2 separate regions of the Homo sapiens genome follow, and region 1 is linked to region 2. Evidence: chromatin loops called from intact Hi-C (ENCODE). Cell type or tissue: Caco-2. All regions are shown on one strand. Links, peaks and the distances in the headings refer to the core of each region. The heading gives the core; the rest is flanking DNA. Region 1 overlaps CMSS1 (cms1 ribosomal small subunit homolog). Region 2 overlaps CMSS1 (cms1 ribosomal small subunit homolog).

The links. Peaks named below come from ENCODE experiments on the same cell type or tissue, not always from the same donor. Only the 100,000 strongest peaks of a DNase experiment are listed, where the experiment ranks them.
Region 1: it touches region 2 in a loop (7-fold over the local background); 2 of 110 quality-filtered maps call a loop at or near these places.

Annotation. Positions count from the first base shown.
Region 1 is chr3:100,072,995-100,089,694 of GRCh38, reverse strand. The region is part of intron 1 of CMSS1 (cms1 ribosomal small subunit homolog); the gene reads right to left. All of the region lies in intron 1 of FILIP1L (filamin A interacting protein 1 like), which reads left to right. Among named protein-coding and RNA genes, the nearest start is that of FILIP1L, 33 kb to the left of the region's middle. RefSeq lists enhancers at 15,148-15,682, 15,683-16,217. In Caco-2, for the core only: no CTCF peak of the experiment used is centred there; DNase peaks (open chromatin) are centred at 8,491 and 8,814.
Region 2 is chr3:99,921,954-99,938,653 of GRCh38, reverse strand. All of the region lies in intron 1 of CMSS1 (cms1 ribosomal small subunit homolog), which reads right to left. FILIP1L (filamin A interacting protein 1 like) reads left to right here. Exons shown (of 6, transcript NM_001387850.1): 2 at 7,624-7,885; 3 at 8,625-8,798; 4 at 14,246-14,424. The coding sequence starts at 7,634. The region is part of intron 1 of LOC105374010 (a long non-coding RNA gene); the gene reads right to left. It also overlaps the pseudogene TMEM258P2. Among named protein-coding and RNA genes, the nearest start is that of MIR3921, 34 kb to the left of the region's middle. In Caco-2, for the core only: no CTCF peak of the experiment used is centred there; a DNase peak (open chromatin) is centred at 7,333.

The sequences.
Region 1 (16,700 bases), core at 3,970-11,969, 150 kb before region 2:
GTATTTATATTATACTACCTTTTCACTCAATGTAAGACATCAGTAAAGTGATTCAGTTATCAAATATCATATAAAGAACCATAATGGGAAATGCTTAGTTCTAGTCTGTTAAATTGTTCAGTTTTAGAAATGTTTCTGCTTCCTATCCTTTTTGCTTGACATGAGGCTTTGACTTATAGGTGGATGCAGAAAAATCTTCATATCTTCATCTCCATCTACTCTTTAGGGCTTTAAATTCAGTTAATCCATTACTTGCATAAAGTTAGTAAAAACAAAGAATATTTAATTTTGAAGAGTATTAGCTAGCATTGTTGAGTAGGAAAGAACAGGAAAACCAAGTAAATCTCTCTGGATGGTTTTGCTTGTGGATATGCGTGTAGTAATAGAAAATGCAACTGAACTCTAAATAATAAAATACTTCCTGTAGGGCAAATACAGCCAGAAAAATTGGAAAGCAGATCAATAAGATTACTACATATCTTTAAGCCACTGAAAACAAGAGCTAGACGTTGGAATGTATTAGCAAAGTAGCTATGTCTAGACACTTCATGTTAACTATATTATATAACTTTTACTCTTGGATACTTTACTGGTAGGGAAATGGATAAAATGATCCTCACTGATGCCTTCTAATACTGGTGCCTTACAGAGCAGAGGTGGGTAATGTCCTTATTTCATCAAAGGATACTTTCTCTCTGGAGAGTGTAAACCATGATTGATTCAAGTACATGCAAACAGTGACTTACTTAGTGCTTCTGAAAAATTTCTGAGTCAGAAGGACAAAAAATAAACATAACAAAAAACAAACATTTACATCACAAAAAGGAAAAAAAAGCTCACTAAATAAATACTACCCAGAGAAAGAAACTGGTTTCATATTGTAGTGAATTAAAAGATACAAAAAAGTGGGGCAGATAGAGAAGAGAGACAAAAATATGAAGAAAAAGAAATTACAAGGCACAAGGACAAGAAAATATGTCAGGATTAGCAAGAAAAATGGGAGACTCAAGGGAGTGATGAGGAGAAAAAGAAGAGAGAGAAAACTGCAGAGAAGGAGAGAAAGTGCAAGAACTTGATGTCTCTGTAAGACTGAGGAAACTGGTGTGCTTTGACACTTTTGAAAATGTAATCGTTTTCTCAGCAATTTATTATGAATTATTAATGTGCAGAATATTCATTTCCTACAAATATAAAGATTTTGAAATGATTCAGGTTTTAAAAGTTAATTTCAATCAGAAAATGAATAATTTAGTTATCCATATATTAGCTATATCTTCATATATTTCCTCTGACAATAATAACTTACTCATTTGCATTATTTGTAGTTTTGGGGGATCTAGGTATCTGTATTCCATAATGTCTGAGCGTTACACTGAAAACCTATATTAACTTCTGAAATGAAACTATTTTTTTCTGTATCAATTTAAGCTTTTGGTTTAGGTAAGGGATGTCCAAGGGACACATATAATGATAACTTCTCTGTTTCACTGCCTTTTCCATCCCAGCAAGCTCCCAAATTTCACTTTAAAAACCTACAAAAGTAGTTTAAAAAAATTATAGTTAGAGCCAGGTGCAGTGGCTCATGCCTGTAATCCCAGCACTTTGGGAGGCCGAGGCAGGCAGATCACTTCAGGTCAGGAGTTCCTGACCAGCCTGGCCAACATGGTAAAACCCCATCTCTACTACAAATATAAAAATTAGCCAGGCATGGTGGTGGGCACCTGTAATCCCAGCTACTTGAGAGGCTGAGGCAGGAGAATTGCTTGAACCCTGGAGGTGGAGGTTGCAGTGAGTCGAGATCTTGCCACTGCACTCCAGCCTGGGTGACAGAGTGAGACTCAAAAAAAAAAAAAAAAAAAAAAGTTGAAACAATAGGAGAAAATCTTTGTGAGTTTGTGTTAGGAAAAGATTCCTTAGGTACAATACCAGAAGCACAGTCCACAAGAGAACACTGATCAATTGGTCTTCTTCAAAAACTTTTCCTTTGTGAAAGACATTATTAATATAATGAAATGGCAAACCAAAGACTGGGGAAAAAAACTCGCAAGTTATATATCTGAAAAAGAATTGTATTCAGAATATATAAATAAATCTCAAAACTCAATAATAAGAAAACAATTAAACAAAAAAAGCAAAAGGTTTGAAAAGATGCCTCACTAAAGACTATACTTGGATGAAAAATAGGTCTATGAAAAGATGCTCAACACCATTAGTCATTGTGGAAATACAAATTAAAACCACAAGGAGATACCACTATTAGAATGACCAGAAAAACAAAAGAAAACAAAACCCAGTCAACCAAAACCAAAACCAAACTAACCCACTGACAATACCAATTGCTGGTGAGGTTGCTGAGCAACTGGAATTTCTCATACACTGTTGGTGGGAACACAAAATAGTACAATCACTTTGGAAAACAGTTTGGCAGTTCTTTATAAGATGCTAAACATTCATTTACAACAAAGCCCAGTAATTCCACTCCTAGAGAAACACTCACAAGAAAGCTACATTCACTTAAAACCTGTACGTGAACATTAATAGTGGCTTTATTCATAATTGCCCCAAACAGAAAATAAACCAAATGTCCTTCAACTCGTAATTGGATTAGCAAACTATGGTACAGCTGTATGACAGCACATTAAACAGCAGCAAAAAGGAACAAACTGTTGGTACACATGACAATTTGGATAGTATCTCAAGTACATTCTGCTAAGTAAAAGAAACCAGATTCAAAATACTGTGATTCCATTTATATGACATTCAGGAAAAGGTAAAATTAGAGGAACAGAAAAAAAATCAGTAGTTACTAGGGGTTGAGAATAGAGAGAGGGACTGATTAAAAAGGGAGCCTGAAGGATTTCTGGGGGTGATGGAAGTGCTTTGCATTTTGATTATGGTGGTGATCACACTGCTGTATGCATTTGTCTGAATCACAGACCTGTCCTAGACACAAAAGTGAATTTTACCATATGTAAATTTTAAAAAGTGAAAAAATGGGTTAGCCATTGCTCCCAACTCTCCAATGATTTTTATCAAAAATTTAAAGAGGCTCTACACTAAATTGCTGCAATGATTCATAGGAAGGCACATATTTTGGACGTTAGCCTGGTGGGTAATAAATACCAGTTTAATTTTTCTTAAAAAGGTATTTGATTTGGGTAAACAGGCTTAGGGCTAAAACAAATTGTAAAAAAAGTATTTGAGTATCAACTAGGAGTTAGGTACTGTTATAAGTGAGAAAGCACAGATAAGAGTAGAACCTGGATTTTTTTTCCCCCTTTATGGTATTAGAACTAGAGGGGGTCAGCTGATTCCAAGACATTTCTCAGTAGTAATACTTGGAATGATATAATCAATGATATTGATGTCCAAACAAGTACAACTAACTTCGTGGCTTTTCTGTCCCTTTCTTCTGTGGTACTGAATGACTTCTAGTTGTTTTCTAATCAGCTCAATAGGTTAACTATTTGAGACTGAATAAAATAAAGCAGCCCATGGCAGGTCAAAGACTCTCTACCACTGCCAGAAAGGAAACGCAACTGTTCTATGCTCTTTATGCAGGTTCGCTGCAGAAAGATACATGTTTATTTCATTAAAAGCTATTTTATTACCTGGAGGAAACCAAACATCAAGTTTAGCTCTCTAACACGAATCATATTTTATTCAAATGCAGATGTACTTTTCAACTACAGCAGCCATTTGATTAACTTGTCCAATGACTAAACTCATGACCCTCTATATTAAAAGTGGTGACCTTTATGCTGAAGAATCTAACCCAGAGCTAAGTTATCCATTAAAATGCAACTTGGGAGTATATTACTCTTCATGAAAATGTAACCACCTCTTTTCCTGCTAGTCGAGGTCTCCAGAGAAACACAGAGTGAATAAAAGACATATGTAACTTCTTTTATTTGGCCACTTAGGAGGGGGTCATCATCCACGTGCATAGCTCTGATTCCCAGATGACAGACAAAAATGACAGAACACTGCAGTGGCTGAAGAGTACTTCAGAAACATTTCAGTTGGAGGAAAGGCACTTCATTCCCTCATGAGAGACGGAAAGCCTGTAAGCTTGAGGATGTTATTTGCCTGCATCTTAGAGCTATGCTGAGATGAAGGATGAAAGAGGAACACAGAGGGGTCTTGGTTGATAAGAGAGGAAGAAATGGGGATATTTTTGCTTCTGAGATAAAAAAGCAAAGGAACTTTGGATTGATGTATGGTTTTGAGAAATTACAAGCACTTGGAGAAAGCATAGTCCCAAATGGGCAACATTTGTATAAAAAGACCCTGCTATTATAGTAAAAGTCAGTCATTTTTCCCTACATGAGGAAGCAGAAAGAAATGAATTCCTTAAGGAGAAGGGAAGATATAAAACATCAGTCCTCTTAGTGTGAAACATTTTAACTAGTTTATAATCACACTATCTACAATAATAAGCTGTTCTAAAATATTAATGTTCTCTTCTGGCAAACTTCAGGTTGGTTGTACGGTATAATCACCTTAGATACTTTTAAAACAATTCCATATCCAGGGATTCTAATTCAACTGATCAGGACTGTTTCTCTTGTGATTCTATTGAGCAGCCTGGGCTGGAAACCACCACTTTAGGGGATACGGCTTAGTTTAGGAGATTCAGCAGAGATCTGTACCATACATACATATTTAAAAGTGCGCCACAATTCAACAAATGACAGAAAAATCTGAAGCTAAAGACATGGACAGAGAATGAGTTTCTGCATTATAAGATAATTTTTGGATTCATTACATTACCTTTACATAGTGGCTACTTCATTTATAATTCCCTAACTTGATGCAAGGCTGGGACTGATTGGGGATAGGTATTTTAGCAACCAAATTCCACCTACGCAAGTGAAAAAGAAGCTACAGCTCTGAGATGATAATATGAACCAAGTGAAAACTATGATTTGATTTATAAATATTCAGTTTTCGGAACACAAATAAGTGGAAAAAGTGAGGTTGATCTGTAATATCCATATCCTCATGTTTATACGTAAGTGACAATTTCTCTAACTTATGGCTTTACGGTCAAATCCCTTGCATAGACATAGTAAAACCACATCAGTTCCTCTTTATAAAGCTCTGTTTAAGAGACACGGCTATCATAAGGTTCTTACTTCCCATAACACTGTATTGTTTTCCCGTTTTTAGTGGCTGTTCCTTTTAAACAAATCTTTGGAGCACTGAAAGGCTTTATTCATTTTCTTTGAGTTTTTCTATATATCTGAAATCTGAAAGTAAGCCCAAAATGTGAATTTGCAAGCAGCCTTGATCAAAATTCATATTTAGGTCCAAATTAACTAGTTTGATGGACCTAAGCTTATAAATATTTGCATATTTTTATGTGGGTAGCATGAAAAACCCCTCTACTCAATGGGCTAGTGAAAAATAGCAGGTAGGAGACTAAAAGGGACTTTTAAAATGAGCCACTCCAAAGGCTGCTATTAAAGTTATTTAAACATGTACATGAAATAACAATACGGAGCTTTTGCTTAACTGGGGCACAAATGCATAATCTAGAAGTCTAGACATGCAGCAAATGACATGGGTCTCATGGCCCGAGGCTTTATTTTAAAAATTGAGCTCCTTTCTGCTGGCATGGGGGTAGCAGAAATTTTAATACAAGCATTATTATTATTTTATGAAAGGAAGAAATAACACAAATTAACTATAACGGAGAAATATTCTTTGTAATTCAGCTGTCAACTTCAGCATACATAAATTTTATTTTGATAATTATGCTCACAACCTTAGTACTTCTGACCAAAATCTACTATAGAACTTCCAATGGCAAGAATCACGCCAGGCACCGTGGCTCATGCCTTAATACTAGCACTTTGGGAGGCCAAGGTGGGAGGACTGCTTGAGCCCAGAAGTTTGAAACCAGCCTGGGCAACATAGGGAGACCCCCTTCTCTAAACAAACAAACAAACAAAGAAATGGTGATGTTAAAAATTTTTTTTATGAAGTTGAAAACACAATTTAGTTAAGACTGATTATTCTAACACTTTAAAAAATATGACACTAAATGTAGGCCTCATATTTCAAACAAGATAAAGAAGCATGCACTAAGCAACTAATATTTGTTTCTTGGCAAAAATCATTTGCTTTTCATGGCATCAGAGACAAGACGGGAAAATGTCACAATGATTATGGTCTGAAACAATGGTTCTGAAATCTCGCTGTGCATTAGAATCAGACGGAGAGCTTGCTAAAATACAGATCACTGGGCTCCACCCCTAGGGTTTCTGATTCAGTAGGCCTGGGGTTGGGTCTAGGAAGTTTCATGTCTTGCAAGTTCCCAGGTAATGCTGATGCTGCTGTTCCACACAACATACGTTAAGGGCTACTTATCTAAAATAATCCTTTGGCAATTAACTAGTCGGTCAAGATAAAAACAAATAATTACAGGCGCAAGCAAGCCCAAGATAAAGTAAAACTATTTAGTTAATTCTTATGTTGAATATTCTGGAGAGTCTTATGTTGAATATCCTGAAGCATTAAGTAAAAAAACTCTCACTTTGACCCTGTCAGGTACTGACTGCCAATATGTCTGACCCTAAACAATAAAATCCATACATGATTTTATTTAGACCTGGAAATTGCTGGAAAATAATTGTAATTTCATAAATATAGCCAGTAGAATATACACATCCCAAAGTACTAGACTAAACTTGAATTTTTCTAAACATTAAATAAAACCACAAGGGCAAGAGTTCTCAATTTGTTCTTTTTTCAAAACCACAGGCAAGCTAATTCTACAGATTGTGGAATGTACAATAGGCCATTCTCACAAAATAAACCCAAGGGGTGAATTATATCTCTTCAAACTAGGTGGTGTCTTAAGTCAACGAAGGTAAGTCTATGACTACCATGCTGAAAAACAGATTTTGTGACATGTATGGACCTCACAGAAACAGAAACATGTAACAATAAATTTAAGTAAGGGTATAAAAAATGGGTGTGTTTGTGTGGCATCTATAAAGGCTTCCTAAATAAAATTTGTTGGAGCTCGACTATAACCAAAAAATAGTTACCCTGTGGGACCCTGTTTCCCAGAGCTGCATTCTTCTGACCAGAAATATGAATGCCATGCTGCTGTTTAGGGTCTTCAAAGCTGGCTCATTCCTCACTCAGATATTATGGGCTGTCTTCTCCAAGAGATTCCTGGAAACGAATAATTTCTCACTGATAGAAGAAAATAGAAACCATTAACTAACTACCAGTCTTAAAGCTGTAAGTTATGATAACAGTGAGTTTTCTTATCTGTGATGACAAAAAATTTTGACCTCTCTCCCCAGCAGTACAGAGGAGTTCCTTTTAAGTTTTTGCTATACTGTATTTGTAAATTCTTGCCTATGAATTATATGAGTAATAAGTAGTATTTACTTTTTACATGTGCAGCTTAGGTCAGTATGTTAAACAGATTCTATTCTATGAATTCTATGCAGCACACTTCATGATATATGACTCTTTAGCAATAATGTTCTTGGTTTGTTATAAACAACATAATGGGAAAATAAAGAGTTGTTTGTATTTTGCAATTTCATTTTAAAGACTGAACTGAACTAAAAATGTCTAGGAACATGCCAGTATTTTCAGAGGCTCATGTAGCACTTTTTGGAAGATGGGGAGAGAATATCATAAGATACTGGAACAGTTTTTCCTCAGATAGCCTAAAGTCTAAATATGCCATACCTCCTACTCTAAAACAGCAATTGAAGGCAATGTTATCTTGGGAAGACATCTGACAGTGTCTGGAGACATTTTTAATTGTCACAACTCGGAGGGTGCTACTGGCATGGTAGAGGCCAAGGATGCTGCTAAACATCCTACAATGCACAGGACAGCCCTCTGCAACTAAGACCCAGAACAGAAGGAGAAACCTGGCTCTAAAACAACTAAGAAAAGACATTGATAATAAAAATAATAAAAAGATGTGATGTATCATTGTAACATTTACTATTTACCTGTATTGATGGATATATTTTAAAAAATCCCTTCTTAGAGAACTTTTCATGACTGTTACTCTCATAAAATCACACTATACTGGCATGCAGACTTCAAGGAGGCAACAATTAGGGTGCAGAGGCCAAACTACACAATGTTATTCCCAACCAAAGAATCTTCATGAGTCGTTAATCCCTGAGCTATCCACAGAGATATCTTTCTACATAAGTATACATGGAAGATAAGGGTTGTCAAGTATAATCAGATTCCTCTAAGAGACTAGCATTGACAGACAAGATTAAAATTTGCTTAAGAGTATGACAGTGGGCTTTCAAAGAATCCTGCTGGGTTTCCAAAAGCATAAACTGACCATCAGTGTATCTGCTGGATAATAATAAACCATGGTATATAATTTGTTTTACATGAAAGGTGATTTGTTCTCCATTTTTATTGCTGACAAAAAAAGAGATAAAAGATGATTTATCTCTTGAACATGTGAAGATTAGAAGGACTCTTGGGTGGCTTCGGTGAAGTTCCATCTTGAGAGAGGATTATGAACCATGGAGGTGGTCTGAAGTTCTGCAATTCTTTTCAAAAATTAAGGCTCATCAAATAAGGGGGCTAGAAATATCAGCAAGACTAATGGATATAACATTGGCTGTTGAGAGTGTCTAAAATAACACCTTCATTACACAAGATGCTCAACAGATAGTTCTTGAATAAATAATGACATAAATACATGACTCCTTTTTATCTTCTGCAAACACAGACCTAAAACCAATTAATACTCTCAACTCATCCTTTAGGACAGAACCATGGGCTGGTTTCAAAGGGATTGCTTTGGTAACCATGGCAGGAAAAGTGTACACATCCATCCTAAAATAGGACTATGCAAGAAAAGGCAGTCCTTGCCTTATTTGGTTAATAACTGACTGGTGAAACATTCCATATCTATTCTCACAAGCCTTCCAGTTCCAATGCAAATAAAGAATTAGCTGATATGACCAAGAAATGGCATCGATTCTAATCATGTGACAAACCCACATTAAGTCTTTCTGCCATCCCCACTGCCTCTTGCTATCGGGAGAACAGAACAAGGCATCACTCCTTCATACCTAACCAGTTTCAGCCTTTCTGAGACTGGCAGGAGAAAATCTAAGCTGGATTTCTCAAAATGTGGTCCACAGATCACCTATATCTGCATTGCCCCAGGTACTAAATTCAGATCCTGGGCCCCATCTCTTACTATAAAATTGAAATTGTCTAGGGTACTCCCCAAAATCTACATTTTAACATGTTCCCTGGGTGATTGTTATGCTCACTAAAGTCTGAGAAACCCTCTGTAAAGGGATAGTTTGTTCAGGGAGAGTCAGAACCCTAGAGTTATTAAATTTTTTTTTCCCCCTCTTAGCTAGGTTATGAGAGCTTTAAGAAAAATGATGGCCGGGTGCAGTGGTTCATGCTTGTAATCCCAATACTTTGGGAGGCCAAGGCAGGTGGATGGTTGAGCTCAGGAGTTTGAGACCAGCCTGGGCAATATGGCGAGATCCCCGTCTCTATTAAAAAAATAGAAATTTTTAATTTTTTATTAATTAAAGAAAAGAAAAATAGCTTATTTCAGCAGAGGGATGGAGTAAAAGTTAAAAGAGGGTGCAGAAGACCCAGTGTTGACACCGTTAATTTTGTGAAGCATTTAATTTCTCATATGGTGAATTCTGAGTTGCTTGATCTAGCCACTCCAAGCCACTCTGTTTCTCAATATGCCATGAAAACCTTTGTTAGAGATGACATTACCCATATATGCATTATTTAAACTTTAATAAAAAGAAAAAATCCCAACATCTATGTTTATTTTATGTTAGTTATTTTTTAAATAATAGAGATATCAAATCTTGATTTTTTTTTTTAGGTTATCATGAGAGTAATGAGGCATAGAAATTGTAAAACGGTAGTAACTCCTCAAATCTGGGATTTGCTGTGGGATTAATTTTTGTTCTAAAGTGTGAATACAGGTACCTAATGTTTGGGGCATTCATATAATCTCACATAAAATAATGGAACCTCACAATGAATTGAAAATCAGAAGGATTTGAAAGAGGATTCTGATTCCACACCCTTACAAAGATTTTTAATAATCAAAAGTGACACTGACTGTATCTATTCAAAAATAAAAAATCTACTTTTTTGCTGACATGATAAAATAACTCTTTTGATTTTTCATGAACTATGAAGTAAACTCTACCACAAAATAATAACATAAACATCACTTCAGTGCAACCAAGGACATAAAGAAGTTCAAATGCAATATTCGTACTATCAGTCAACAAATATTTACTAAGCAACTATATGGAAATTAAAGATGGTTACAAATTCTTTGCCATCCATCCTGTCAAGAAGTGAAGGCTATTTCCTCTACCTTGAATCTAGGCTGGCTTTTTGAATACTTCGACCAACAGAAAGCATCGATAGTAACTCTTTACCACTTTGGGGTGTAAACAAGCCTCAAAATGGCCTGGCGACTCTCACCTTTGCATTCTCGTAAGCCAGTCACCATGCTGTAAAGACTGTAAAAGACTGCTAACGCTGAGAGGACTGGGGAGAGAGGCCTGGATTATGAGGGGTCATTTTGTACATTTCAGCCTCAGCTGAATGCTATTGCAGAGGTCTTGCCCACCTCATTTGGAAAAGAGAGCCATCTAGTTGAACCTAGTCCAAGCTTGTCCAACGTGGGCCACATGTGGCCCAGGACAGCTTTGAATGTGGCCCAACACAAATTAGTGAACTTTCTTAAAATATTATGAGATTTTTTGCAATCTTTTTTTCCGTTTTTTTTGATATGGAGTCCCACTCTGTCGCTCAGGCTGGAGTGCAGTGGTGTGATCTTGGCTCACTGCAGCCTCCACCTCCCAGGTTCAAGGGATTTTCCGGCCTTAGCCTCCCGAGTAGCTTGGATTACAGGCACCCGCCATGATGCTCGGCTAATTTTTGTATTTTTAGTAGAGATGGGGTTTCGCCGTGTTGGCTAGGCTGGTCTTGAACTCCTGACTTCAAGTGATCTGCCTGCCTCGGCCTCCCAAAGTGCTGGGATTACAGGCCAGCGAGCCACCATGCCAGGCCAATTTTTTTTTTCTTTACCTCATCAGCTATCGCTAGTGTTGGTGTATTTTACGTGTGGCCCAAGACAATTCTTGCAATGTGGCCCAGGGAAGCCAAAGATTGGACACCCTTGACCTAGTCAATAAAAAATAAATTATTGCTGTTTTAAACGACTACATTTTGGAGTGGTTTGCTATGTAGCAATAGAGAATTAAGACAACCATTATGTTTTATATTACATATGTGTTATGTCATCGTTCTACATGTAAGAACTGTAACAGAAAAAAAAATTAGGCAAAGTTCTACGTTTTCTCTGGATTTATCAATTATTGGCTAAAATGCAAGGGTGCATTTCTAGAGGGTGTTTTATTTCAATAACTACTGTTACTTTCCCTCCTATATACTTCAACACTTTGAAAAGTTAATTTACTTTTCTTTAGTTGTTCTGAGGAATGGGAGCAAATATATTAGCACCAATATGATGTTTGTATACTAAAATACTGACATGAAATTTTTATCAAACCAGCATATATTATCTTTTTTTTTTTTAAAGCAAGCCCAATTCTAACTTATAAATAGGATAACTCAATATTGTTAGTACAATTAATAATGTTTTAGCTGGCTGTTAAACGACTGACATTCCATTTTAGAGTCTGAGTAAGTGAAACTGGGTGTCCTAAATTTCTATTTTAATAATTCCTTATTATTCTTATTTTTTTTGAGACAGGGTCTTATTCTGTCACCCAGGTTGGAGTGTAGTGATGCGAACACAGCTTACTATAGCCTCTACCTCCTGGGCTCAAGTGATCCTCCTGTCTCAGCCTCCCAGTAGCGGGACCACAGACATGCACAGCCATGCTTGGCTAATTTTTTTATTTCTTGTAGAGACAGGGTCTTGCCATGTTGCCCAGGCTGGTCTTGAACTACTAGGCTCAATTCATTGTCCCACCTCACTGTGATTATAGGTGTGAGCCACTGGGCAAAGCCAATTCCTTATTATTTTTACTGAATTTATCTCATTCTGTACTGTTTTACTATGTTAATTCTTGTGGGGATGAAGGCTATCTTGCAATTCCTCTACCTGGAATGTTACTCTTCTCCCCTCTCCATTTCCTTAAATCCTCCTTATCTTAAATACACACTGCCTTGCATTAACTTTTTGTGCTATAAAATCCAGCCATGGCTTAATAGCTAACCACCTTTTTTGTTTAACTACTCTTATTTTTAAACTGGTTGCTGTCCTGAAACACTCTCAGTGAAGTACAAACATACTTGCTTCTCAGATTGTAAGAGAAAGAAATGACTTTGGCTGTTGCCTGAGTCTACTTCTTAAGAACACCATGCATCACTGATTGGGAGCTCACAGGATAACGGCAGATAGAGAGTTTCTGCATGATGGTGTGTTCCCATTTGCTTGGAACCTACGAGCAACATGTGAAAGTATGCAGTTCCTAAGTTCTTTGCATGTCAAGTACAAGCTATCCAAGCATCCACTCTTCTTTCAAAGGACGCTAAATGCAAAACACAGCTGTCTGTGACCTTGGGAGACCTAACCGGAATCTGCAAACAAGCTTATGTAAGCGTACCCTGGCCAGCCTTGTTCCGAAAGCCCTCTCTAATTAAATGAGAGTTTTGATTTCTTATGTGGAACAGTAAAGGGTCTTCTGGGAAGAGACATCTCTTGCAGGAACTGTAATTTGAAAAGTAATTTTTGTCTCTATTGCATCCTTAACTACACAGGACATAATAGTGGGCAAGAAATGATAGCAGAGCTGTAAATACTGAGTAAGTCTGACTAATTCCCAGGCTGCACAAAAGATCTTATTAAACAACTTTATTAATGACCTGGAAATCTGAGAAGACGTTACATTAATAAGTTCCTCACATGGCACTAAAGGTGGAGATGGTAGAAGAAACAGAGGTGAAGTCAAACAATATTCATGGATCCCTGGAGATCAGAAAAATGAACAGTAAAGTACACAGTGAGTTCAGTCTGGCAAAATACAATTAAGTACAAGTATCCAGGAAAAAATAACTCAGAAGACTGACATTCAGTGGGGATGAAACCTCGAAAGCATGTCAAAAGCAACCAGATAGATACTGTAACCCACAGATTAGATAGGATTTTGCAATATAACAGAAATAGCAAAGCATAAAGTAGATGTGAAGCTGTCCATCAGAGGGGCTCAGCACATGCTGACAATGATAAAAGAAAAAGAAGGGTGTTGGGCGGGTGGTGAGTAAAAACAGCTCAGTTATTAAGTCCAAAAGTGTAAGCACCTGGACTTTGGCTTTAAACATTCTTTCAGAAAGATGAAAAGCATCTGAGAGGCCTTTAGAGAGGGAAAAATATATTTACAGAGATAAGCATATGATGAGAGATTAAAGGAATGAAACAGACAAGCCTCCACTGAGCAGTGACAAAAAGAGGTACTTAACTCTGATCAAAATTATTGTTTACATTTTTAAGGGTTTTCCGGGCAAGATAACTAACAAATATATTTCTTAATTATACATATGGCAGATGAAACAGTGAGTTTCCAGGAAGCATCAGCCCTGCCCAAAGCCATGTAGTTGAAAGAAGACTCAGAATCACAGAATTTTAGGCAGGAAATGATCTTAGAAATTACATAGTTTTGTGTCTTCAAAGTGAGGTCTGAGGGCCTATTGCCTGGAGAGCTTATCAGAAATGAAGATTTCTAGGCTCCAACTCAGCTCTCCTGAATCGAATCCTAATACCCCAGAAGGATTAGCTCAAGAAGCTTGTAGAGTTTAAGATAAGTTTATAGATAAGAAAAGTCAAGCTCAGAGATAAATTGCCCCAGGTCAGTCATCAATAGGTCCTGGTTTCAGGTCCAACGATGTTACTATCACTGTGGGATGAAATTCTCCCCAAATCTATAAATTGCCTTTATAATTAGTTATTACCATGTTGTGTAATTTTTCCGAGAATTTATATTATAGATGTTGCTTCATTTAATTCTTGTGTAATAAGGAAAAGAAGATAAAAGAAAACAGAGTCTGCCATCAGTGGGTATAGGAGACAGTTAAAAAAAAAAAAAGAAAAAGAAAAGAGAAGACAAAGATTGGGATATGAAGTAAAAAGCAAAAACCCGAAGCTTCGAATAAAGCTTTGAAGGTAAGAGAACTTATAAAAATGCAAGAGATGTTTAAAGAACAAATTATGGTCTTCCTAACCTCTAAGCTTCCTAAAATAAAAGTGGAATCTCTGCTCGTTATCATAAGCCCTTCTCTCCTGTAGGGTAAAGGACACGAGGATGAGAACCAGACTGTGGGTTGTCTCTGTATCCATTTCTGTGGCAGCAACTAGCATGCTCTAGATTGTTCTCTTGTGTCATTAGAAGTCCATTATTTGAAAGGTAATCATATTGCATTGATATATCTTCTTTTAGCAAAAGCTGACCAGGAAGTGTTTCAGGTTGATCATTTCTGGTTTTGACGATCTCTATCTAATGTAATCCTTGTAGGGAGAATCTGGGTTTGACCCCAGGATAAACCAAAACAAAGGGAACTAACATAGACCAATAAAATATATCCTAAAAAAATATAAGCAATTAAAATAGCTTTATACAAACAAAGGTTTATAAAAAATCATTATTATAAAAGAAAATCAGGCCGGGCATGTTGGCTCATGCCTGTAATCCCAGCACTTTGGGAGGATAAGGCTGGTGGATCACTTGAGGTCAGGAGTTCGAGACCAGCCTGGCCAACACGGCGAAACCCTGTCTCTATTAAAAAGACAAAAATTAGCCAGGAGTGGTGGTGCGCACCTGTAATCCAAGCTACTCTGGAAGCTGAGGTAAGAGAATCGCTTGAACCCAGTAGGCAGAGGTTGCAGTGAGCCAAGATCGTGCCATTGTACTCTAGCCTGGACAACAGAGTGAGACTTCGTCTCAAAAAAAAAAAAAAAAAAAAAAAAAAAAAAAAAAAATCAAATGTTGCACATGCATAGAAAATAAGATTAAAAGAAACATTGGGAACCAAACTTCAACAGAAAGATGTATTTCTCAAGCATAGTTTTTACTAGTTTTTAGATAAATAAGAAAGCTTATTTTATTATAATTTTGCCAAACATACTGGCTATAGAATAAATTTGCAAAATGATTTCTGGAACATGATAAGAGATCCACAGAGAAAAATGTAGCAGAAAGATGGGTATTCAAGTTACATTTTAGAGTAGAAAAGGCCTCTGGAAAACAGATTTCAAAGAACAAGTTAATACAAGGGAAGAAAGCCTCTGATTTTTAATAAAGCCACAACATTGACATCTTGTCTGTTCCCAGAGTGTAGGGATTCAGCAACGGAAACCTTTGCCTTGCATTTTGGAGCTGGCCTGGGAAAGCAGCGAAGAGCTCTCCACAGTCTGTGCCTGGAGGCCCAGGGGGGCTGTCAGATTTAGAGCTCTCGGACTCCACTGCAGGATAAACAGCTTGGGATTCTTCTTTAATGACAACAGCGTATCAGCTCTTTTTGAGGTTACAGCATACATAAACAAGATCTGCCTCATATTTTCCAGTTGTGGAGGAGGGAAGGGAAAAAAAAGGCCCCCACAAACCTTTTCCCGCAGTTAACAGTAGAAGACGACTTGCTTTTACTTGAATGCAAGACTGAAAAAAGGGAAGGAGAACCATGGCGTGCAAAATGGCCACACCGAAAGGAAACAGGAAAACCATTACTTCCTCTGTGAAAACTTCAGTGGGCAATCAAAGGGAAGAAAGGTAATGAATGTTGAATTCTGGTGTTTTAAAAGGAAAGGGACATAAGCTTAAAAAGAGTGAGTGGAAAGATTCTTAATAAAGCCCTCCTGGAGACAAGACCCACAGAGGAATCAAACAGGAGATCTTGCCCGGCACACACCCTACTCTGCATTTGAATGTAGAGTGAACACCGGCTGTCATGTTAGAAGACAGACCAGTGGGTTATTTCCTAGGCTTCCTCAAGGTTTATTACTGGCATGAAAAACTTCCTGGCCTTCTTTGAGGAGCTCTAACAAAATGTGCTAAATGAAGATATTTACTCATAGAATTCCCTCTCTTGCATCCTGGACCCAAGTTCCTTATTTCTTTTTGGATTCAAGAAAACCTCAAGATTTCTGTTTTCTTGACCTAAGCCTACAATTCCCTGCAATCTCCTCTACCCCAGTCTTTTCGAGGAAGCTGCAGACAACATTTACTCTATTTGTATTTAAATGTATACTTTCATGACAGGACAGCTTGCTTCATTTTGCTGTCCTGGGCCAGCAAACTTTTTTTGTGAAGGACTTGATAGTAAATATTTCAGCCTCTGTAGGCTATGCAATCTCTATCACAAGAACTCAACTTTTCTGTTGTAGGATGAAAATAGTCAGATAATATATAAATAAATGAGTATGGTGGAGTTCCAATAAAACTTTATTTATAAAAACAGGTGGCAAACCAGATTTGGCCCACAGGCTATAATTTGTGACTCCTGGTACTAGTTCTCCCCTGTTCTATAATATAACAGCATTCTTAAAAAGTGGTGGGCAGATGAAAGAAACATGATGGTTTCCATTTTATTATGAACATACACATAAACTAATTATGCTTTGCCTCTGATATTAATCAAGATATATATTAAGGAAGTGGATGTAA
Region 2 (16,700 bases), core at 4,287-12,286:
CCCATAATCTTAATACATCTCTTTCCATTCTTTCAGGGAACTAAATCTTAGCTTAAAGGTTCTGTGTAAAGATAGGGGGAAATGCAAGTGCAAATGTAAAGATAGCAGACAGTCTGCCCTCTAAACTCAGCAAAGTATGGGGTGTTAAATATATTCAAATTTAAAGCCTTGGATCACTCCCAGCTTTGTTCCTTGGCCATGAGTGTCGTACAGTTAGCACAGACTCACTCCGTGTTATGCAGTCTTCTTGCCATCAAAACAAACAATTTATGTCTAAAATTTCCCACTACACTAAGTTTAAATGACTGCCTTAATAAAATGTTACATGCTTAAAAACAGAACTAATGATGGTTAATGGTGCTGTCAAATTAAAAAATAGTGTAGTGCATACTCAGTTCATTTCATGCATGTGAGGGTGTCTGTGAGAGGGCTGGGGGTGAGGGATAGCAGATCAGGGTATTTATGATCGAAAGTTTACAAAATTCAGTGAAATTAAATGGAGATTTCCAGTAAGTTACGTGGATCTAACATTTCTTCCCCACCCAGCACGAGTGTGCATGCACGCGCGCGCGCGCGCGCACACACACACACACACACACACACTTCCTGAGCCTTTTGCAGGCACCAGTGCTGCCCTGAAATTGATATTAATTTATTTGTCTTTGCTATCTCTTATGAGAGTCTCCACCTTAATTCACCTTTACCAACTCCCTTCCTACAGGTTTTCTGTTTTTTTCATTTACTTCAGGCTAAAATTCTTTAAGATAAATAAGATAAATGAACTGAAGCACTTAAAACAGTGCCTGGCATGTGGTAAGAGGTCTATACACAGCTACTTCAGTAGATTCTCAGTACCCTTTTTCTAATTTCTAGCCAGTGGTTTGCAAATGAATCATCTTTACCATGAGGCAGCTCCTATTCAGAGCCAACCAGCTCTGCTGAGGACTGCATGATTCAATCACTCAATAAATCCCTGCTGAGGTCCAACTCTGTAGGACATGGGGATACACACATTAACAACAGGGGCCCTGTGCTAACCAAATATGAATAATAAACCCATTAGCAAGTACCATTATCTCCATTTTACATTTAAAGGCTCACTGACGCCCAAGGCCACAGAGCTAACATGTTGGAGCTGTGATTTAAGACCAGTTCTATTTGATTCCACAATCTCATACTCTTTCTATTAAGACATGTCTCCTGCCACTTCAATATGACAGCAGTGGTTGAGAAAAGCACATGAAAATTTAAAAATACATAGTTTTTGCACATAAACAATATATGAAAACAGAACATCTTTATTGAATAGACTCAAAGGCTAGGGGTTTGTGAATTTATGTTACTCACATTTTTGTATAATTTTGGATACTCAGAATTCAACAAATTGGAGATTGGTCCACATATGAAAATAAGCTAGGCTGGGCATGGTGGCTCATACCTGTAATCCCAGCACTTTGGGAGGCTGAGGCGGGTGGATCACCTGTGGTCAGGAGTTCGAGACCAGCCTGGCCAACATGGTGAAACTCCATCTCTACTAAAAATACAAAAAAATTAGCCACATGATGGCAGGCGCCTGTAATCCCAGCTACTTGGGAGGCTGAGGCAGGAAAATTGCTTGAACTCTGGAGGCAGAGGTTGCAGTGACCCGAGATCACGCCACTGCACTCCAGCCTGAGTAACAAGAGCAAAACTCCGTCTCAAAAAAAGAAAAGAAAGAAAAGAAAATAAGCTAGTTAAAACAAAATTGCGTAGCACAATACTTGACATAGTAGGGCTTCATTTCATAAATGTTTGTTGAATAAATTAATGTTAAACCAGGATTTTTCCTTTACTATGTATATCTTTTTATAAAAGCTAAGTAGATACAGCATAGTGATTTAGTAGGCTCTGGAGCCAGACTGCCTAAATTAGGGCCTGACTCTGACTCTGCCACTTTTTAGCAGTGTGACCTTTGGCAAGTGATTTAAAAAGGCTTCAAGCGGGCTGGGCGCAGGTGGCTCATGCCTGTAATCCCTGCATTTTGGGAGGCCGAGGCAGGCAGATCACAAGGTCAAGATCAAGACCATCCTGGCCAACACTGTGAAATTCCACCTCTAGTAAAAATACAAAAATTAGCTGGGTGTGGTGGTGCGCGCCTGTAGTCCCAGCTACTTGGGAGGCTGAGGCAGGAGAATTGCTTGAACCCAGGAGGTGGAGGTTGCAGTGAGCCGAGATCGTGCCACTGCACTCTAGCCTGGGCGACAGTGTGAGATGCTGTCACAAAAAAAAAAAAAAAAAAAAAAAAGGCTTCAAGCTTCAGTTCCTTCCTCTGCAAAATAAATGAGTTAATCAAAGGAAGGCATTTAGAATGGGCTTGTATATGATAAGTAATGAATACATGTTAGCTACCATTATTACTATTATTTTCTTTCTCTAAATTGGAGTAGTTTTGCTTGGCTACCTCGATACCATATTAAATGACCAAGACCAAAAATGATTTCTTTTTTGAGGCTTTTCACTTACTTGATACAAGCAAAAATATCCTCTAGTCACATCCACAATTCTAAAACAAAAATGAGTAAGAAAATGAAGACTAAAAAGTATGTCTAAGTAGCACCTAACTATGTAGAGTAATTTTTAATATACAACATTAATAAAGAATGATTTTTAAAATTTAAATTTTATAATAAGTAATTGGCTGAGGGGCTGCTGGAGGAAGGTAATGAGTAGAATAGACTTCTATTTACATTTGGCCATTTCCTGCAAATAAATTAAGTAAATAATTACAAACTCTCTTCTAGTCCTCTTGCATGGACACATCCTTACCAAGATACACCATGATTTCAACTAACTTAAGCCCAAGTAAAACTGACTAAAGGAACTACATAGGAAAACAAAGCAGGATCTACTTCTCACTGCCAACTGCACTGTATTTGTATCCATAGATACAAGACAACAGAGAGTCCCAGAATTCTAAAGCGGGAAATCCCGGGACTTCAAAGATCATCCAGTCTCAGGTCCTAACCCTGCTATCACGGGATCCATCAGGGGGTGAGGAACAGGGTAGAGGTCAAAGGAAACAATCCTTGGTCCTTGTTCCAGCCTGAGTGATCTCATGGGACAACCTATCCCAGTATTCTCATTTTATAAGCAACAACACAGACCCTGGCTAATTAAAGGCAGAGCTGGGATCAGAGGCTGGGTTTCCTGATTCCCAGCCTACACTCCTGAAGGTTATCGTTCTAGGGTTATGACAGTCACAGATAACAACACATTAGGCTGTGTTAAACTGACAACTAAGCAGGTTTTTTTCCCTTGTAAACTCACTAGGTACTAGGTCAGCACTTCATGAAGAGTAAAGTATCATTATTTGGCATACACAAAAAGCAACTTTCCTTTTTTTTTTTTTGGTACCCTGAAAATCCCAAACCACTGTTGCTATTACAAAATTTTTCTTTACCCTAGTATGCACCCCTGGGCCAAGCACAGATGCATTAAAAATTTGCCAAGAGAAACAATGAAGTCACTGATAATACAAAGCATGAGAGTATCATGAAATTCATGTCTTTGTTTTCTTCCTCTAGATACTTAATTATTTCTCATTACTGATCATTTTGTGGTTATTGGCAGAGGGGCAAGGAAACTCCACCACTGTAAACATGTAGAGACACATGCTCCTCAGTAGACCAGAAGTCTGCATATGATGGGTCTGTTCACAAATCCAATGTGAACACCACTTCATTAATCAGTGAGAATGTTGATGCTACTATCCCCAGCCTCCAAAGAGAATTGGTGGTCTCAGTAAAACTCTAATCTCTTTAGAAGAATAACAAACACAGTATAAAAATGTTTCAGGTCATTCCTTTTTTTACCACTTATGAATATCATCACTGGCAAATGATCTATGTTCTCCTACCAGATTTCATCTAACCCACTTTAAGAGTGAGGTGAGGAAGCTAGAATGTATACAGAGCTCCATTCAGTCTTCTGTTGCAGCTCAGGGCTGCCTTAAGCTAAAAGGGCACTACTTATGAACAATGTTTAGCAAATTACCCTGCTAAATAAAAGCTTACATTATCTTGGTATTCTGGAAGGGATATCCTAGATTAAGTTGATGAGGGCAGAGAAATTCTCATTGATTAGCAGCAGGATACAAGTTGATTCTTATCAGTAGACTATTGTTCCACACAGGACTATGTGGGCAAGAGGAAAACATAGGAATTCATCATGTAAAATGAAAAAAACAAAAACCAAACCCTATGTACTTCCAGGAAATGAAAAGAAGTAAAGAACCAAATATATTTCGCTCCTCTTTTAAACTAGACTTTTATTAGATTTTCACAGAAATCTGAATCTGTGGGTGTGGTGAACTTTTTCAAAGATGGCTGCAGTTAATTCCTTCCATTCCTTTGCAATGTGGCCTTGTATCTTCTTCCATGTAGAGGTGTAATCTATTTCCTCAATCTTGAATCTGGGCTGACATTGTGACATTCTTTCACAAATGAGATGTTGGGAGCTTCAACTCTCACGTTCTTGGAATGTTATCCTGAGACCACCATGTGGGGAAGCCTGGTCTAGCTTCTTGTAAGTTGAGAGTCACATACAGCTGAGATGAGATGACCCGGCTGAGGCTCTCCTAGTCCAACTAACCAACAGCCAAATACGTGAGAGCCCGTCTTAGACCATCCAGGCCCAGAATAGCTGTAAGAAAGCTGAAGCTGTGGAGTAACCCACAGAATTCTGAGCCATTGTTATTTAGCCTCCATCCAAGTTTTGGGGTTGTTTGTTAAACACTAACATGTACCTGAGACAGTTGGGCACAAAGTAAAAGGAGCAAGCCAGTCACCCTAATGCATGCCCATTATGTATGGAGCACCAGGTCAGATACGCCATGTGAGACATGAATGAAGAATAAAATTGTCTTAAAAATATAAGACAAAGGACATAGATGGCCCTATAATTAATCTGTGAACATACCTATAAATAAAGCAGAATGTAATATTTACCTATATTAAATATATTTATGTAACAACCTTCCATTATTTCTATAGCCCAGAGTAAGGATATTCCTAGGTGTTCAAGAAAATACAATAGGGGTGGGGAAAGATAATTAGAAATCCTGTTTATGTATAATTTTTCATTTTTGTCTTTTTTGAATGTTTTTTATAAAGCACATAATATACTGTGGTAGTACATGAATATTTTTATAAATAAATAGATATACACACAATGAGGTTTTTCCCAATCTCATCTCTTACACATCCCCAACCTCCCATTCCTACACAAAAATATCCCTTCTATGCCTTTGCTTTTCTCAAATAAATGAGCCTTTCCCTGGCTACCTAGGGAAGAGCCAGTGACAACTACTGTCACACATCATTGTTCATCTATACCGTATTTGTAAATAGTCTCTTCAGTAAGGCTATAGGCATTTTTCGGACAAGGTATTTGTACCAGTGTATATATGCATTTGTCTTAGGCAATACAGCATAATGACATTACGGCATGATTTTTAAGAGTGTGGGTCCCTGAGCCAGGTTTCCTAGACTCAAATCCCAGTTTTGCCACTTATTAGCTGTGCAACCTTCAATAAGTTTCCCGTGCTTCCATTTGTTCACTGTAAAATGGAGATAATAATATTCCCTACCTCATAGTGTTGTTGTGAGACTTGAATGAGCTAATACATGGAAAATGCTGAGAAGAATGCTTAGCACACATAGTAAGTGCTCCCTCACTTCCAGATCAGGTCATTGGACCTGAAGAGGGTGAATGTCCTTTTTGTTTTGAGACAGAGTCTTACTCTGTCACCCAGGCTGGAGTGCCGGGCGCGATCTTGGCTCAATGCAACCTCGGCCTCCTGTGTTGAAGCAATTCCTGGGCTTCAGCCTCCTGAGTAGCTGGGATTACAGGTGTGTGCCACCACACCTGGCTAATTTTTTGTATTTTTAGCAGAGATGGGGTTTCGCCATGTTGGCCAGGCTGGTCTTGAACTCCTGACCTCGGGTAATCCGCCTGCCTCGGCCTCCCAAAGTGTTGGCATTACAGGTGTGAGCCATTGTGCCTGGCAATGGGTCAATGTCTTAATCAAGTTCCACAGCTGATTTGTGACAGAATTCTTATCACCTAACACAAGGGAAAAAAATGTGCAAGAATGTTTGAAGTAGCATTTTTTTGAATACTGAAAAAAAAATATTCAAAAACAGTAAAATGAACAAGTAAATGATGGACTATATAATGAAATATTCTTACAGCAATCAAAATACATAAACTACAGTAAAATAGAACAAGGAAGAATCTCAAAAATATAATCTAGGATGAAAAAGCAAGTTTTAGAAAGATACATTCAATATGGTATTTACATAAGGTTTGAAAATGTAATACTATACATTGTTCAGCAATATATATGTACATGTTTTTAAAAAGTATGAAACATACAGGGGAATGATAAATACCAAATTCAAGATTACGTGGTTACTTCTGGAGTGGGAAGGGAGGAGAAGGGGTTTCAGAAGAGATACATACATTATAATACATCTATAATACAGTACTTAAAAACTGTTTTCTAATATACAGTAAATTATTAAAATTTTATAAATTTGTGTGGTAGCATATAGCAGTTTGTTATGGTTTCTATACTTTTCTGGACACTTGAGTTTTTCAGATTTTTAAAGAAATACTACAAACTAAAAGTAAGGTACTGGCGATGATGAAAGTTTCATGATTTGTAGGGACAAAGAGTAAAATTAATAATCTGCTTATATGCCATAGAGTCAATTATAAGTTCAACTGATATTTTCTCTCCTAGTTATAAACCTCAACAGTGGAAGAATTTTTCTTCCTATTATAAATTCATTTGGATGATTATATAATCAGATGTGGAGCTAATGTGTCCTTTAAACATTAATTTATTTTATATTGTTTCCAGAATGGCCAACTACGTTAGGTAGTAGTATCTCCGCTTTGAAGATGAGGGTCCTAAATATAAGCCCTTGACTTACCCAAGGATAGATCTAGAATTTTAGAAGAATGTCAGGAATACAGGAATACAGCCAGGGACCAAGCCTTCATTCCTTTAATACTAGACTTGGCCTTCAAAACAAAATAATGCAGTAATTCTGTAGCAGTAACTCTGCCATTTCTGTCCTAATGCACTTTTAAAGGCTAACAAATTTTAAAAACAAAACAAAAAACCCCATAAAAGCTCCCAACAATTTTAAAGGAAATACTATAAAGTAAATCTGAAGAAAGTTAGAAGAATTAGCAAAGTCACCATTTTACAATATTATAATTATGTTAAGTACGTCTTAAGCAAGCACTTAGGGTCATGGTTGGAGGTCTGACCTGGGTTCCTGAGGTGGAATGCTTGGGGGATGAAGTTCAAACACAGCCTGTTTACCCATGGACATAAGTGGCCTTAATCAAGACAGAACACCTTTTTTTAAATGTTTGCTTTAAAAGCAGAAGTGCAAATAAGACTGTGATTTATGAATCTGCTAATATCCTTCTCTGCTGTAGACATCAAAAAGATTGACTTTGGGGCTGTGGTAAATATAACAAGAATGTAGACTTGTTAAAGCAGTAATAGGTACTCTTATTAAAACTCCATTTCCATTAAGCTTTACAAATTTTCTTCCCTCCTTCCAGGCTTTAAAGAATGCGTTCCAGAGGCAGTGATACCGAGGGCTCAGCCCAAAAGAAATTTCCAAGACATACTAAAGGCCACAGTTTCCAAGGGCCTAAAAACATGAAGCATAGACAGCAAGACAAAGACTCCCCCAGTGAGTCGGATGTAATACTTCCGTGTCCCAAGGCAGAGAAGCCACACAGTGGTAATGGCCACCAAGCAGAAGACCTCTCAAGAGATGACCTGTTATTTCTCCTCAGCATTCTGGAGGGAGAACTGCAGGTCAGCTGGGTTGGAGTTATCCCCATCATGCTTCAAACAGAAGGCTGCTTGTGAATTTGGTGTTCCTGCTGCCACAGAAATAGATATCTGTGGTTCATACATGTGTGTACATGAAAGCAAAGCATAAGTATATATACAAAGAATTCTCCTCTGCCAACTCAAAGTGCAATTAATCCCATCTAAAGGGGCTGTCATGATGACATGTGATTGGCATACAGGTCGTGAAAGGTCACATCCTCTGCCCATGCTGCTCAGGAGCTTCAGTGCACATGCATGCATCAGTAGCAATAATGCCAGATGACTTCGGGATTGGTTTAAACAACAATAGGTGCTTTTGTACCCCAAGTGAACTGGCTCCTAGACTAGCCCTGGCATTATTAACCTACATGAAAATCTAAAAACAGCTGGTACACATATAGGAGAATTTTATTTCCTACCCCCTGAAAATCCAAATGCTAGTACATTGATGGATATCATGATATCTGCTTGTCAAACATAATAAAAAAAGTAGTCCTCCAATGTTGTATAGTAATCACTTTTTAAAACATTAATTGTGTAATTAGACTACAAGAAGGATGAAGGGATATAGTTTTGTTACCTTTTATAAAAGTGTGAAAATGAAATATGATTCATTTAGATTTGAAAGAGAAGAAAAAGCACTGCCAACTATCACAAAAATCACTTGCTGAGACTGCTGGTAGAGACAGCAGGCTTTCTGAAATACTTTTTGTTCCTACAGGCTCGAGATGAGGTCATAGGCATTTTAAAGGCTGAAAAAATGGACCTGGCTTTGCTGGAAGCTCAGTATGGGTTTGTCACTCCAAAAAAGGTGTTAGAGGCTCTCCAGAGAGATGCTTTTCAAGCGAAATCTACCCCTTGGCAGGAGGACATCTATGAGAAACCAATGAATGAGGTATGTACCACAATAGGGGTGTGTACCTGGGAGGCAGCCAAGCACTAGCCCTGCAGATGAGCATGATCTGTAACTCCTCTTTGATTCCTTACAGTTTTACTTTCTAACGCACTTAAAGCCTACACAAAACAGATAAATACGACAAGTTCAATAGGAAAGTTAAAAAGAATGAACCATAGACAGGATGCGTCCACTAGGTTTGTTGCTTGAATCAACCAAAATCTACCAAATGCCAGAGAATGCTCCCCACTCTCACGTGCATGTGCAGGCACATACACACACAAACACACACATGCACACACATACATGTGCTTACACACACACACACACACACACACACACTCTGGGAACTTGCAGGGTACCCAGGCTGTAATAAAAAACATAAAGTTCAACCATAGAGGTTAATTTTTGGAAAACACTGAGGTATTATGTCATAGAAATTTTGAACATGAATGGAAATAATCTAAAGAACTGTCCAAGAAATAGAGTTTTTAAAAACATATATTTTAGATGAGTGCATACCTTCTTTTTCCTTCAAAGTTTAATGACAGCAAAGACCTTTCCCTCACCAAGCGTACCTAGCAATTACAACGGCAAAGGTGGGCAGTCCCAACAGGGCCACCACTAGGGAGAAGGCAGTACTGCTTGCTCTTTTACTTGCTGACATTTCTGAAACCCTTTGGAATTCTTATTTTATTCTTTAATTTTCCTCTGAGACCTTCATGGAAAATTTCATAATTTTTCATTTTTATAGAAAAGAAACAACTAGGAACATGAGTTGAGGCTGGAGAGTGAAAGCAAGTTTCAGACAAATTTCCCTCAAATAAACTCTGGCAACCTACCTCAGGACTGACCTCTAATGTCCTTGCTATTCTCGTCTTTAGTATCTCATGAGAGAAGAGACTACTGTCTTGCCAAATAGTGAAGGAGTTTGGTCATATGTATCTGCTTCTCTACGGGGTGAGGATGAGACCACCCAAAGTCTGTTGATTTGCACTTTAATCCAAATTTTAAACAAAAGGAACCAGAGCTGCATTCAAGTGAATACTGTTAAAACTGTATCCTGGCTCCCAACATATTAACTATGAAACAGTGTCAGGCACAAATTCCCCAACCCCTGTGAGCTCAAATGCAAATTAATGATCTCTGAACATAACCCTAACAAAACTCTACAAATGGCATAACCTCTCAACACTTCAGTGTGAAATGGAACAGGATGATTCCAAACTTATGTTGAAATCGGTGGGAAAAAATTTAATTACAAAATAATTCTATTGTGCACATGCAAAATTGGAAATACCCCCCTTCTACAAATGCTTGCAGTCTTAACTCTGTAAGGTGCCCCTGAAAGTTACCCATAATCTGGCCCTACTTTACAAGTCCAGCCTTTTTTGATTACTCCTCCAACAGATACCCCTATATACATACACCTCTCACATTCCCACCTCCATGATCTGCCAATTTTCCTCTCTTTCCTCTACTTCCCCCTTATGGATTTCTCTGTCCTCAGATATCAGTTTATGCAATTCCTCGAAGCCAAAATAACTCCACGTACACAACCCAGTTGTCTATCCTTTTCCTCGGTCTAGGAAGTACTAGGTGAGAGGGGAATGCCCCGAAAATAAACAGTGAAGGGGAATTCTGCCTAGGATTTTCCTACACAGGGCTGAAGAAAATAAAGGGAGGGCAGTGCTCCTGCTGAGACCAGCTGTGACTGTATCCTAATTACATGAGAATAAGCATCTTGAATGCTAAAGTTATTCTTCTTTTGCATTCCCCCATCTTGAAGTGTTAACAGCCCCTTCTCCCTTTTATTTTCTTCATAATGTTCTTTTTGAAAAACCTAAAAAATCTCAATCATGTCTAGGGTAAACTAGAGGTGATTTATCTAATTCTTAAGGCAAAATAACTTAGAAGAACAAACAGCTCTCGGTTACATGACACGACAGGAACACTGACTTAAGATGAAAAACTGGTGGAAGCCTGTGAGCTGGAACATGCTTGGGGCTGGGGCTAGGAGCAGAGGTGTGGTCAAGAGGGCGGGAAGAGGCAAGGACTCAGTCCACAAGAGTTTTGACCTCCTATTCCTTTCCAGCCTAGGGTTCTATATCAGAACTTAATTTTAAAAAAAAATTAATAGCCTAAGGTATTCTTAGTTCTTCCAAAAAATATATTATAGAAAATATGGGCCGGGCGCAGTGGCTCATGCCTGTAATCCCAGCACTTTGGGAGGCCGAGGCAGGCAGATCACCTGAGGTCGGGAATTCGAGACCAGCCTGACCAACATGAAGAAAGCCCGTTTCTACTAAAAATACAAAATTAGCCGGGCGTGGTGGCACATGCCTGTAATCCCAGCTACTTGGGAGGCTGAGGCAGGTGAATCGCTTGAACCCAGGAGGCGGAGATCGCGATGAGCTGAGATCACGCCATTGCACTCCAGCCTGAACAACAAAAGCGAAACTCCGTCTCAAAAAAAAAAAAAACAGAAAGAAAATATAACAACATTTTGGATTTACCAAGGCACTATAATAAAAGAGTCTCAGTATTATTAGCATAACCTAGGGCAAATCTTAAAATACTTACCTTAAGCAATGGTATAATTAAGCTTTTAAATTTAATTTTATTCATTTAGTTAGTTAATATGTATTGAAAAGCTCATGTATAGGGAAAGTTTTGGTGAAAGAGGAAAAAAGATTTCCAGGTCTTGGCATTGAAAAAAGCAGTCTTGAAGCACCATGGTGAATTGTAAGAACTGCCTGAAGTCCAGTGTGGCTGAAAGTTGGGTAGGATCGGTGGGAAGATATGGAGTGAAGATGGGGCCAAGGTGGCAGGAGGTTCAGATGGTGAAGGGCCTTTTGGCCCCGAACAGGAGAGTGGAGTCCCAGTGGTGAAAAATCATGCTGTCAGTGATGAGGACAGACTGCAAGGAGGTAAGGCTAGAGGAAGGGAGACCACTTAGGGGGTCATGGAATAAATGAAGGGCACGGATTCCTTCTAGCCTTCTTTCCATTCCCTTCAAACAACCACGAACATATAAAGGGAAAAAAACAATGGAAAGCAAGAGTGGATTAAATAAACCTTCTATTTTCTCTCTTTGGTTTGTATAAAATTTAATATACATATCTTGACAATTACAACAAGCTCTCCAAGGAAATACTGTTTTTGGATTTAGAAAAGCCTCTTTTAGTAATTCATTTATGCTTTACTGAATACCTACTATAATTATTCATACATTAATTCTAATGTCAATCTTGTGACAAATTAAATTGAATGTATTTTCTAAGTCAACTAATAACTTCCCTAAAGTAAAGCTGATCCTATCACTATTTCACTCTCAAATTGCAAAAGGAGTTGATTTGAATTTTCCTTACAATGGACTCTAATGTTTGGGCAACTGAAGATAAAATTTTCAGAGGGCTGCAGTGGTTTGAAACACACTTCCATGACAATCAACACTAGAGCCTCCTCAGAAGATGCCTCTGCCAGCAGGCAATACAACATAGCAGTTTCAGCTTTCACAAAAGGACTGGCTACATTAAAAATCATCAACAATTGTATGGCATAATGAAGTATTTTGTGAATTTAAGCATTTAGAAGTCAGAGAGAATTTACTGGGTTCTATATGCTGGGACACCTCAGTTGTACTCTTTTTCTGAAATGACTTGGTCATTTTGTGCCCAGATTTCTAGTCAAGTACATTTCTAGTCAAGTACATGCTTTTTAGGATACACAACTTAAATTGGCTTTAAATTCACAATGAGTCACACATTCTAAATCTTTTATGACAAAGGCAAACTGTAAAAATCAATCAACATTATCACTTACTGCATCTGTATCTAATCTAGAAAGTCGGGTGTTTTCAAAACCAAGTTCTTAATAGATATTAATTTATCACTAGCAAAAGATCCCGAGTTAGCTCTTGCCAACATGTTTTTCTGGTGGCAGCTTACCCCGTGCTGGGCAAAATGGAGCTCAAGGCCAGGAGCTGATAAACCAGCCCAGTGAGCTTGGCTGTCTAACTCCATCTGACTGTGATGCTTTTGGCCACTGGCATGTTCTTTACTGCCTGGTTCTTCCTTTATGAGGTCACCTCCACTTCCACCAAGTGCACTTGGGATATCTGCCAAGAGCTCCTCATGTCCTTGGTGCTCTCACTCTTCCTAGGCTATGGAGTCCTGTCCTGCTGCTGTGGCTTAGCATCCACGTATAAGCCCCTAAGGGTACCAGCTGGACAGCTTCTCTGAATCCCTACTTTTGTTAATCAAAAATTTTTTTTAAACTACTGCTGGAAGTGTCCCACATGCTGCTCACAATAAAGGCAGATGTGTGACCAAACAAAACAAAACAAAAAAAATCTCAGTTTCCTTGCTTGCTTGTTTTGTTTCCAGTCTGTAAACTGGGCACCTCTTATAAGCAAGGCACTCTGTTAGATGCCAAGGATTAAAAATAAAATAAAAAAAGAAGGATGTAGGCCCAGCTTTCAGGGAGTTCACAGTCTAGCAGGGGAGACAAACACATGTATCAGCCACAGGTTGATCATTTTGTAAAAAAGATGTAAGTATAGTGCTGTGAAAATCTGAATGGACTTAGTACTTACATTTGGTGACATTCACACTATACACCAACACATAATAGATTATCTATTCATAGATCTATTTTAATGGAAATACCTTGATGTATAATAAAATGAAAATCATAGCATGTCCTGGTAGAGCGATCCAAGAGGCATATACTGGTACAGAGAACTATAGGGTGGGCTGGGGCAGAAGAGATCAGCTAGGGCAGCTGCGAATCCAGCACCGTGCAAGGATTCTCTTACTTCCTGTCATTTCTTTAATGTAGCTTCTCAGGAGAGAGACATAAGAGTGTCAGAAAGAGGTTATGTGGAAACAGTTGATACCCACAGGGACACAGATTATTCTGTCAAGAAAAATTTGATGGCAATAAAGAGACTACATTTGTATTGAAATGCACCCAAAAGTATCAATTAACAAGAGAATAAACACTAAACAAGGAGATAAAAAACCCACTGCTGGCCGGGCGCCGTGGCTCATGCCTGTAATCCCAGCACTTTGGGAGGCCGAAGCAGGCAGACCACTTGAGGTCAGGAGTTCAAGACCAGCCTGACCAACGTGGAGAAACCCTGTCTCTACTAAAAGTACAAAAAAAATTAGTTGGGCATGGTGGCGCATGCCTGTAATCCCAGCTACTTGGGAGGCTGAGGCAGAAGGATCGCTTAAACCCGGGAGGCGGAAGTTGCAGTGAGTCGAGATCGCGCCATTGCACTCCAGCCTGGGCAACGACAGCGAAAACTGTTTCAAAACAAACAAACAAAAAACCAAAAAAACCCACTGCCGAATTAATCAAAACAGGGACATTTCTAAAAGAGTGAAAGACAACAGTATATAAACAATTTGGTAACAGGCTATAAATGTTTTCTTTCGTAGTTGGACAAAGTTGTGGAAAAACATAAAGAATCTTACAGACGAATCCTGGGACAGCTTTTAGTGGCAGAAAAATCCCGTAGGCAAACCATATTGGAGTTGGAGGAAGAAAAGAGAAAACATAAAGAATACATGGAGAAGAGTGATGAATTCATATGCCTACTAGAACAGGAATGTGAAAGGTAAGGCTGCTTTGGGCAAACAATGTCCCATTCTGCAATCTATGAGCTGGCCACTGTACCAGGTCTCAGGGATACAAAGATAAATATGACACAGTCTCTGTTCTCAAAGATCTCATAGTCCAGGGTGAGGAAAAGGATATGTTTGAAGACATTATCAGTACAATGTATGGATAACCAGATGTGTGATAAGGACTGTGGAACCATAAATGTTAGGCCCCTAACTCTTGAAGGGAGTGCCCTGTGAAGGCTGCAAAGACCAGGCAACAGGGGTCTAGTCCCTAGGCAAACAAGAATGAAAACCATATTCATGGCAAGGGGTGAAATAAGTGTGTTAGTATAGAAGTGAGAAAAGAACCTGCATTTTGAGGGAACTCAAGCTTTTCACATGGCTACAGCATAGGGCATGATTGTAGGATGAGAAAAGGAAAGGCTTGCCTTGAGCAGCTGGACTTTATACTGTTGGCCTGAAGGAGCAAATGGAAAATTGTGAAAGGGAAAATAAGATGATCAGTTATGCTTTCCTAAAGAACGATTAAGGGAACATGGAGGAACAACTGGAGGAGCTTTAGACTGGGCGCAGGAAACTCACATAGGAGGCAAATATCCAGATGAGAAAGATGAGGGGATGTGTTCCAACAGCCATGAGGTTGGGAGGGGGGTGTGCGCATGAACTACTTATGATGTTTAGTCAATATGAATTAGTGACTGGTTAGACTGGAAAGAAGAGCAAGGAAAACAAGGAGTTACTGAGAAGCACTCCTGGCTATTCAGGAACATATGAAATATGGGAATGGGGCACAGTTTTCTGTGTTGTAGGATTTTGATCAGGCAGGATGGTTTCTACTTGGTGAGTAGGTAGGAGATGAGTCCTGGTTTAGACATGTTGAGTATGAGGTACCTTGGTATATTACAGTATCTGGTGTAAAGAATAATATGTATAAAGTCAACCCATGGTCAGAAATATAGGTCTGTAGAAGGATGGGCTGGTGATATGGACCTGCAGCAGGTGATAGCTGAAACTGTGGGTGTTGGTGTGGTGAGAAGAGAGAATGTTGAAAGGGAACCCTAGAATACATCAAGGCTTGGCAGTTTTCTGGAAGAAAAAGGGGGTTGAAAATGGAAGCTAAAAAAAAAAATGGTGGAAGCTTAGAAGAACCAGAAGACAAAGAAGGCAATGAAATGAAGTGAGCAAAGACTTTAAAAAGAGAGTGAACAGTCAAATAGCACCAAATAATGCAGAAAAGAATGAAATGTCCCAGGATTTGGCAATGAAGAAAATACTGAGGAACTTAATGAGCCATTTCAATAAAGTGGTAAGGGCAGAAGCCAAATTGCAATGCTTTAAAAAACAAAATAAGAAATAAGAATGTAGAAGCTTAAAATGTGAACTAGCATTTTGAGAAGCGTGGCTGCAAAAAAGGAGAGTTTGGTTGGTAAATATTTTCTAACCATATGTAGGGTAGATTATTTTGTTCTACTTTGACCCTCTATTCTGAACCACTGTAGACAGTATAAGCATCCATATGAAACTGAAAGGACAATTAACCCTCTCTATTGATACTGAAAAGATGGAAAGTAACCAATCTCAAATGGCTTATTCAACTACTTCCAATTCATACTTCAGCTAGGTAACTTAAGTTAGTTACCTCAATATCTAGGCTAATAGCAAACTTTCATTTATTTTCCATATACTTTATGGTAGGCATTTTTTCGGAGTGCCAGAGAATCCATGGCACTTATATTCACTCTATTTTTTCCAGGAGGTTTATTTTTCACTACACGGCAGAGAGGGGGCAGGGGAAAGGTCCTACTAACTTGCTCCTCATGAACTCTGAAATATCTACAGGGACAGATTAAAGGAGCACAAGAAATCTGGCACCAAAGAAACATTTGACTCAGACATTACAATATAAGATTTGTTATTCAATGAGACAATGTTATATTAAACATTATTTTGAACCCCTGTGGTTTGGCACTAGTGGCCTCATTTGGCCTCCATACTTATTTGGCACTAACTTGCTGAACACAGACACTTTCTTTCATCTTTCATTATTATGAACATTTACTGATCACGGTCAGAGTGTTGCCTGGCATAATACAAAGAGGTACAGACTGTCCCTGCCCAGGGGGCTTACCACATTAATGAAAAGGCAAGATGATACAGATTTATGGTGGGAATGTGAAGGGCTATTGGAGGAGAGTTCTGATATTCACTGTGTATCTCTACTATCTTCTGGAGGAAGGCTGGAGAGGGCTATCCTGAAGTTATACTGGAA